Linked DNA regions of Homo sapiens: region 1 is linked to region 2. Evidence: chromatin contacts called from ENCODE Hi-C or POLR2A ChIA-PET data. All regions are on one chromosome and are shown on one strand. The core of a region is the stretch at or near the end of the contact, and the rest is flanking DNA. Distances in the headings are between cores, read along the strand shown.

Evidence for each region. A loop is a pair of places that touch in the nucleus more often than their neighbours do. ChIA-PET counts read pairs that join two places held with the same protein, here RNA polymerase II (POLR2A). Pooled maps may share reads with other maps.
Region 1: a map of gastrocnemius medialis shows a loop between it and region 2 (4-fold over the local background). The contact joins two enhancer-like sites. A Hi-C loop is called at or near these places in 1 of 168 maps with a recorded cell type or tissue (gastrocnemius medialis) and 1 of 50 pooled maps. POLR2A ChIA-PET finds 5 or more read pairs at or near these places in 1 of 52 experiments (PC-9).

Annotation. Positions count from the first base shown.
Region 1 is chr11:120,344,515-120,349,050 of GRCh38, reverse strand. The region is part of intron 1 of ARHGEF12 (Rho guanine nucleotide exchange factor 12); the gene reads right to left. Among named protein-coding and RNA genes, the nearest start is that of ARHGEF12, 10 kb to the right of the region's middle. Within about 2 kb of position 1,642, at least 5 of the 41 ENCODE cell types and tissues checked have a DNase peak (open chromatin) inside an H3K27ac peak, as active enhancers do; they include gastrocnemius medialis, where a contact is called at or near this core.
Region 2 is chr11:119,303,386-119,308,005 of GRCh38, reverse strand. It overlaps CBL (Cbl proto-oncogene), which reads right to left. Exons shown (of 16, transcript NM_005188.4): 16 at 1-4,620. Among named protein-coding and RNA genes, the nearest start is that of MIR6756, 7.3 kb to the left of the region's middle. RefSeq lists an enhancer at 773-1,518. Within about 2 kb of position 1,250, at least 10 of the 41 ENCODE cell types and tissues checked have a DNase peak (open chromatin) inside an H3K27ac peak, as active enhancers do; they include gastrocnemius medialis, where a contact is called at or near this core.

The DNA.
Region 1 (4,536 bases), core at 393-2,892, 1.0 Mb before region 2:
CTAACAAAGGTACACATTGGGTATCCCTTACCCAAAATGCTTGGGGCCAGAAGTGTTTCATTTTGAATTTTTTTGTGTTTTGGAACATTTACATATACATAGTAAGATATCTTGGGAATGGGACCCAAGTCTAAACACAGAATTCATTAATGTTTCACGTACACTCTATATGCACAGCCTGAAGGTAATTTTTTATTATTATTTTTTTTGAGACGGTGTTTTGCTCTTGTTTTCCAGGCTGGAGTGCAGTGGCATGATCTTGGCTCGCTTGAACCTCCACCTCCCTGGTTCAAGCGATTCTCCTGCCTCAGCCTCCCGAGTAGCTGGAATTACAGGCATGTGCCACCATGCCCAGCTAATTTTGTATTTTTAGTAGAGATGGGGTTTCTCCATGTTGTTCAGGCTGGTCTCAAACTCCCAACCTCAGGTGATCCGCCTGCCTCGACTTCCCAAAGTGCTGGGATTACAGGCTTGAGCCACCATGCCTGGCCCCCGCCTAACGGTAATTTTATACACTACTGTAAATAATTTTGTGCATGAAACAAAGTTTGTATTATGTACTTACGTGTAGAATTTTCCACCTGTGGCACATGGCACCCAAAAAGTTTCAGATTTTGAAGCATTTCTGATTTTGGATTTTTGGATTAGAGCTACTCGACCCATACTGACAAACTATTACCTCTGAAACTAATGTTCTCAATTGTGATACAACAACAGAAAAACAGTATGAATCATGGCAAGTCAAACTTATTCTTCTTGGGCAAATTTTTATTTATTTATATTTTAAATAGACTATATTGTCACAAGTAACCAAAACCAGAATCAACTCCACTAATTCTGTAAAACTGGTTTTTCCTTCCCAAGAAAAACTCAAAATTAAGTAATTTTATTTACAAGCCAATGATAGCTACTTTTCTACTGTAGTTCCTACATGGACTCTGAAATGAGACTAGCAATATAATGTAATTAGAAAAAACTAAAGCTAACTGGATATCTATAAAGACTACTTTAATATAAGTGTCTCTGTACACAATGAAAGAAGCTAGTTAAGGAAACAAAATTAATTTGATAGTGGTACTATACTAAAATATTTCCATCATGTTATATACAATAATTATTTATTTCCTAATCTGCACAAATCCTCTTCTGCCACCTCATTGTCACCTGAAAATCTACAAACTGAAGAGATTATATCTGTTTATTTTGTGTCCCACTGTTTATTACCTAACAATCCCCCCAAAAAAAGAATGTCCTGTGAAACGGTAATCCTAGATCCATAACAGAATGTCTCATATTCCCTACAACCATGGAAATGACAAACTTACTGGTTATACTGAATGCTCATAAAATCTACGACATCTTGAATCAAAATGGAGGCTTTCAGGCCTTCAAGACAAACTAACCTGAGCAGCTGAAATTGGCATTAATGATTTCTAAACTAAAATTAGATAGATGAATTTCTTTACTTTTATATCATCTTAGAGATCATCTTAAAGATATGATAGATCCTTTCTCCACAGAGCAAATGGCATGGGTGAACACAGGATTTTTATAAATGATTCTGATGTTCTTCTCCAAAGAAAATAACATCACTGAGAGCTCCCAGAAGACTTGGAGCCATTAAGAGCTGGGATTCCTTTCAACTGGCATCATTCCAACAGAGGCTCAGTGAGAAATGAAACCTCTGCAAATCAAATCTGTTGCAATGTTATTTTTTCCAGAGGTTAATTACCTGCTTCTGCTACACACACACACACACACACACACACACACACACACAGACAGAGAGAGAGAGAGAGAGAGAAACAGAGAGAGACAGAGAGAAAGAAAGAAAGAAAAAGAAAGAGAAAGAAAGAAAGAAAGAAAGGAAGGAAGGAAGGAAGGAAGGAAGGAAGGAAGGAAGGAAGGAAGGAAGGAAAGAAAGAAAGAAAGGGAGAGGCTGGAAAAGTAGATGGCATTCTGTTGTAAGCCTCCTCCAGAAATACTCAAAATGAAATCAAAACAAGTTCAGGCTGTCAAATTCTAGATACGCTCTATGAACGTGCTCTGCTGCTTGACACCTGTCAGTCTATATAGTACTATTACCTCACCCTATCAGACAGTAATAATTTACTATGAGAAGTCACACGTTCAGACTTTATCTCTTAAAAATACTTAGTGAAATACTTGTAAGTGAAATTATGATATCCAAAAACTGCTTCAAAATAATCTAGTGAGAAGGGGGGAAAGAAAACAGATAAACCAAGATTGTCCGTACATTAACTGCTGGAGTAATAAAGGGAACAAGGGAGGTTCATCATACCATTCTCTGTACTTCTGTTTATGTTTGAATTTCCCACTAAAAAAAAAGAAACTTTCATAGACTCCAAATAACCCATTTAACAAGCATTTACTGAACTTGTTGATGTAGACTATATTATTTATTGTTCCAAATTATTTAACCTCCACTTTCCTTAAGAGGATTATACAGCCTTATCTGTTATCATGCAACTTGCAATGCCACCTGTGGAAGGACTATACATCCTTACCCCACTGACAGTGAGCTCTGACCATATGACTTGCTTTGGCCACTGACATGTGAGCTGATGTGACATACAACATGACTGAGTGAAAGCTTTAAGAGCCATTGTATGTCTGCATCTGTTTTCTTGCTCTCTCCCTCATCCACAATAATGGCACAGCCCAGACAGGGGATGCTCCTTGAGCCAGGGTTCCAAAATAAGAAACGTGAAGCAATGCTGCAGTCAATCCACAGCTGACAAGGTGTAGCATAAGCAAGAAGAAAAGCAGTGTTGTAAGCCACTGAAATTTGATAGTGTTGCTACAGCAGCATAACCTAGCAAAAGAAGACAGATACACTTATTATGGAGTAGGTGCAAAAAATAAAATTATAGGCTGGTATATATTTTTAAATGTTTCAGAAGATAAACCAAAAAAATTAACTATTGTTACCTATGAGGAGAAGGTATGAAAACTAACAGGTGTGTAGGAATACTTTTTTTTATACCATTTTATATGATTTGAATTTTCTGTGTGTGTATGCGTGTGTGCGTTTAACCTGAGCAGCAACATCTGGGTAGTTGGATCATTTGGGCCATTTATTTTTCTTCCTTCTGCTTTTCAGTATTAAAAAATAAAAATATAATAAGGCTACCGATAATTACTTAAAAATGAATAAGAACTATTCTTATACCCTTGAAGAACTCACGTATTAGCTAACAATTTAGCTTTAAATAAAGCCTTCCCCCATTCATTGTTAATTTTTTTAACGTCCAAGGCTAAATACTGTATATATATATATATTTAGGAGTATGACATACGCCATTTCGTTTTTTTTTTTTTTTTTTTTGAGACGGAGTCTCGCTCTGTGCCCAGGCTGGAGTGCAGTGGCGCGATCTCGGCTCACTGCAAGCTCCACCTCCTGGGTTCATGCCATTCTCCTGCCTCAGCCTCCCCAGCAGCTGGGACTACAGGCACCCGCCACCACACTCGGCTAATTTTTTCTATTTTTAGCAGAGACGGGGTTTCACCGTGTTAGCCAGAATGGTCTTGATCTCCTGACCTCCTGAACCGCCCACCTCGGTCTCCCAAAGTGCTGGGATTACAGGCGTGAGCCACTACGCCCGGCCTGTTATATGCATTTCTATCAGTTTGCTCACTTTCAGGTTTCAGCAAAGCAATATAGTGTTTTGTATATGGATGGTACAGTTACTAATCTCAAAGGAAATTCTCACAATTTCATTATTTTAGTATGCCAGTTAAATTGGCAAAGAGGTTTGCTCTAGTTACAGTTGTTCAAGGGAGAGAATACAGTCATGGGTTCTTAGTTTCTGTTTCTGGATGGGCCAGTAAAGCCCCTTCCTCATCCCTCTTTCCGTTTTATCACTAGAGACAGAAACTAAAAACCATGGCTTCAGGCTGCTGAAAGCCTAAAACAAAACAAAACAGAAGAACAACAGCAAAATAAGGCAGGTTGGACAAGCTTGCTAGGTGTTAAGTTTGGTAAATATGCCTTAACCAGTACTAGAGCAAGGAATCTATTAAGGAAACTCTTCTAGGGTAAAATCATAAAGGAGCATTGAAAGAAAGGAAAAAAAGGGGAAAAATTCTAATCATGACTCTTGTGGTGATAAAACAACACTTGAATGGTTACAGAAATCAAGTTTAATAGAGTAACACTTTACTACATGAACAAGTTTTAACTTCAAGAGAGCAATATCTGAACATAGCAGTAACCTGCAAATGACTAAGAACATGTCTGTACTTTTCATCCTAAGATCTCAAAGCACTTCACAAACATTCATTTAACTCTCATATCACCTGAGAAGTAGTGATATAATAATACATCATTATAACCATCTATCCTGCCAATACAAAATATTTAAATACCTCTTCAGCAGCACTTGCCCTAAGAAGGTCTTGCTAAACAGCCAATAAAACAGGAAATAGGCTGACAGTGCATATGCCACCAACAATCTCTGAAAAGATCAGACCTTCACCCACAAGAACCACTTCCTCTCAGTAAACCACAGAGAC
Region 2 (4,620 bases), core at 1-2,500:
ACACTGGCAAAATAAAATGGACTTAAAATGAAAATGAATCTTAAAGCTCTGCTATTCTCTGTAAGAATATTTACCTTCTGTTTTTCTTATTCTTTACAGGTGAGAATGATTAAATACTGCTAATATAAATTTTTTATATTAATGACACATTTTTAAAATAGTCCACGAAAATCTCACCTATGTGTTTGTTTTGTTTTCTTCTTAACACTGATATACAAATTGGGACTCTTCATTCTGGAGAAAGCATCAGGTTCTCTCCAGCACTCCCAGGCTAAGAATTTCAAAATCTTGAATAAGGAGGACTTTAAAATTTCTGTCTCCCAATTCTTTATTAGTTAAAGGCAGGGGAAAACTGAGGAAAGGGTAAAAGATAAGTAAGATGTCATTATATAGAAAAACTTTTGCTAAAGCTCACTATAGTCACATTACTGAGGACAGGCTTCTGGTCCCATGTTCCTTGCTGCCCTTCCCTGGGGAAACCAGGCCCTGCAGAGGGCACTAGCTGCTTAATGCTTTAAGTCTGAAGCCTTCAAATGAAAGGCCAGCCACATCTGATGGGGGCTGGGGGGTGGGGGCAGGAGGTCTAGACCAGTTCAGGATCCAGCAAAAAGAAAAGACAAAGCCACCAACCTCCCCTTCTCAGGAGAGTCCATCCTATACTCCTCGACACAACTAGGTAATTAATGTCATCAGAAGGCTAGGACACTTGGAATGGTCCAGAGTTTACCTGGGAATTGTGAAACATTCTGTCTTTTGCAGGAGACAAGGCATGCAACCTGATAACTAAGCTTGTGATTGGAACCAACCAAATGATCCCAGGGTACAATGCTTCTCTCCTCCACTGAAGTCTCACAGCAGGGGAAAGGGACTCCAGACACACTGCACCTGCATGTCACCTCTCCAGTCACAGAGAGCATTCTTTCCTGTCTCCTAGACACTAAGGACTAATGAAACTCAAGGTAGAGGAGCTCAGACTCTGGTATTTCCATATTAAGTCCTAAAATGCAGCCTGGGATACAGTGCTGCCTTAGAAAGGCACAAAACATTTGGCTTTTTTTTTTTTTCAGTGTGCTAAAAATTGTTTTGTTTTGAGTAAAGGAAAAAGATATATAAGGTTAAAAATCCCAAGTCACCACAGCCAGAAAACAGACGTAGGAGGTGCCTCATAGCTGCCATGCCCCTACCACATGTGTCAGCAGGAAGTCAGGCTTTTCTTTCAAGGCCAAGACACTAGAACAGTGCTGAGCAGGGTAGGTCAGGAGGCATTTACTCTCATGGGCATTGCGTTGCAGGCTCACTCACCCAGACAGCAGGAGAAACAGGCCATGGAAGACAACACGTGGTCTACAGACTCATAAGTAGTTCTCTGCCTCTCCAGTTTTAAGATGGCCATAAGCATGGCCACCCTCACCCACAAGAAGGTCAGAGGTAGGTAGAGAGGAGGGAGCTGACACACAGGCACCCAGGACACCCTGCTTCAGGGCTCAGCATGGAGGTGGCACAAGGCCTGAGGAGTTGCACATAGCACGCATTGAGCAATACTCCTCTCTGGCCTCCTGTCTGATTTAGGGGCAGAAGGAGAATGTAGGAGAGGCAATGTTGGTGGGGAGGGGGCGGGGCCTGACATTCATTTTTGGGACTGAATCAGGCAATCAGGACTCTGCTGATTTCTTCAGCTGCCAAATCAGGAGATCTGAGGTTGGCTTTTGGGCTTTGCTCTGTACAAACACAGGGAGTGGTCGGCTGCATTTTTCTCAAGCTCTGTACCCAGGAAGGGGCGGCAAGAGCACCACACAGCTTAGTCTGTCTGTCAACAGCCGGCCCTTCCACCCGTGCTCCCCACCTGACTCGCCATGGACATGCGGGGCTTGCTCTCCCCATCCCTATTTCCCCATCTCCTACTCTTTTGCTACTTTCCAGAACCAAGAAATACTGGTATTTCCCACTGGAACCAACCCAGATTTCCTGGGACACAGTGAAGGCACATGGCACTGCTGTCCCTCTGCTGCTTAACTCAGGAGCCTAGTCTACAACATCAAAGGCAAAGTCTGATGACCCACCCTTCCTCCCTTGATGGACATCTTTGGATTATTAGGTAACTTCTGTGTGTATCAAATGACTCTAGTAGTTTAAAAAACTTTTAAGTAAGGCAGTATGAAATACCTTACAACTCAGGACAGGCTCTGAGATGAGAGAAATATAAGATCAAAAGATTTAGGCAAGCAAAAGCATAGTTTTAAAAAAAAACAGAAAAGGAAAGCTTTTATATAGGACTAAAATGAAAGCAATTGCCAGAGAAGACACAGGTATACTGTCTAAAGAGCTCTCGGTAAAAACTCTATCCTAAACTGGAATCTATATTTAATTTCTATCCTGGCAACTGCTCCAATATTATATATTCTTACTGGCTCTGGCAAAGTAGTTTCTGAGGTGCCTAGGAAGGCTTGCCTGAGAACATTACTGCAGAGCGGCCCTCACACAGGAAGGAGCGAGAGGGTGAGGAGGAGAGTGGAGGAGACAGGCCACAAGCCCAGAGAATGAACATTTTCAAGCACTCAAACCTGAAGAGGACCCAGAAGTCCATGGATAGTGGCTACAGTGGAACCCGTTATTAGATTCTGCTCTCTAAATAAACACGGAAGAAGGCAAAAGACCTGAGGCTGAATGGAGGCTAAGGAAGGCTACCCAGGAACAGGCTAGCTCTGGAACAGGACAGGCTGGCCCACAAGAGGGAGGGAAGAAATCTTGGATGCGAAGACTGACAAAGGGAAGAAAAACAGGAAATAAAGAAGACAATGACCAGAATTAAGTTAAACCTAAGAATTTCTATGATGTCCCAGACAAACTCCTGTGCCTTCCTGTCCACTAAGCAAAAAGGCAGGAGTAGTGGCTTTACTTCTTGAGTAGAAGCCTTTTTAGGGTGTCTGTGGAGTCTCTGCTCACTTCTCTGAGAAGCTCCCTGTCTCCAGCTGAAGGAGCCTGCCACATCTCTGCTCTCCCTGGCAAGGCCAACTGCTCAGAGATAGATACTTGATCAATGTGCTGGGCTGAGTGTAGTTTTTTTTAAGAATACGAAGTATGGGCCGGGCGCGGTGGCTCACGCCTGTAATCTTAGCACTTTGGGAGGCCGAGGTGGGTGGATCATGAGGGTCAGGAGTTCAAGACCAGCCTAGCCAAGACGGTGAAACCCTGTCTCTACTAAAAATATGAACATTAGCTGGGCATGGTGGCAGGCGCCTGTAATCCCAGCTACTCGGGAGGTTGAGGCAGAGAACTGCTTGAACCTGGGAGGCAGAGGTTGTGGTGAGTTGAGACTGCACCACTGCACTCCAGCCTGGGCGACACAGCGAGACTCCATCTCAAAAAAAAAAAAAATTAAGTATGGGAAATTGAGAATTTGTTCATGGTGATCCCCAGAGTTGGAAGGTGGTGTAGACTTGAGGACTAGAGTGCCTATTTGGGGGCCACATATACCATAAGCAGACTGTGAAGCGGGAGAAAGGACTAGGTGCAAAGCTCTGCAGTTCCAGCTCCACCCAAGAACCAAAGGCACTTCCCGTCCTGGGTTCTGCGAAATACCCTGCATCCTTACCACAACTCCACTCCCTCCTTTATTCCGCTTGAACATTTCTGTTTCTTGGATCCAAAGAATCCCTAAGCAGTCAAAAATATAACCTTGACCGTCCTTCACTATCCACCACCCTCTAGGCATTAAGCCGTTCTATGTATTTCCAACAAAACACTGCTCATGGAGACTGAGTTCAAAGGAGTGATAGTAATAGTTTATGCTGAGTTACAGTATTTTAGATTGAGCTTCTAAAGCTCTAAGGTCTGGTAGAATGATGTGTGGACACTAAGCTTTAGAATCCCTAAACTCCTTGCTCTGGGAGGGAGGTAAAGGCTGACAATTAGGGGACTGATGGAGTTCAATCTGTATTAATGTCTGGCTCTTGGAAGACCCAACAACTGACTAAAGGATCTTTGGGTCCTGAGACCCGAAGACAGGGCCCACACCTCCAGCCCTTCTAAAACATAGTTAGCCACAACGGTTGTTGAAAGACTGGAAAACCAATTCCAAATAGTACAGGACATGGTGACAGGTCCCATAAGGGTGATACGAAAATCCTCCCAACAAGGGGGATTAGGGACGTAGCAGCTCAGGAAAAAGTTCAAGGAAGGCACTAGATTGGAAAGGGGAGTGTGGGCAGATGCTTTGCTTAAACATTTAATGCCCTACTGTGCAACTCTGAGCCAACTTACCTTTCAACTCACCAAACAGATTCTAATTATGTTGGAACAAATTCCAACATAAAAACAGTCGGTATCCATGACACTTACACCAAGGAATCTCCCAGGCATTATCAAAGCTACAGGAGACAACAGGGGATAATGGGAGAATCTTGGCCTGTTATTAACCAGGATAGCTCTATGAGGAAAGGTAAGTCTACATGGAAGAGCTGTGAATAAAAATTGCACAATCTTACTGGGAAGAGCTATTTTAAGGTCAAACGCAGAGGCTATGACAGTCCAAGTACAATCCCCCAAACATTAGTAAACTACTATGTGGCGCCAAGGGAAGGACACATACCTGACATTTCTGGCACATGGTCATCACTCATA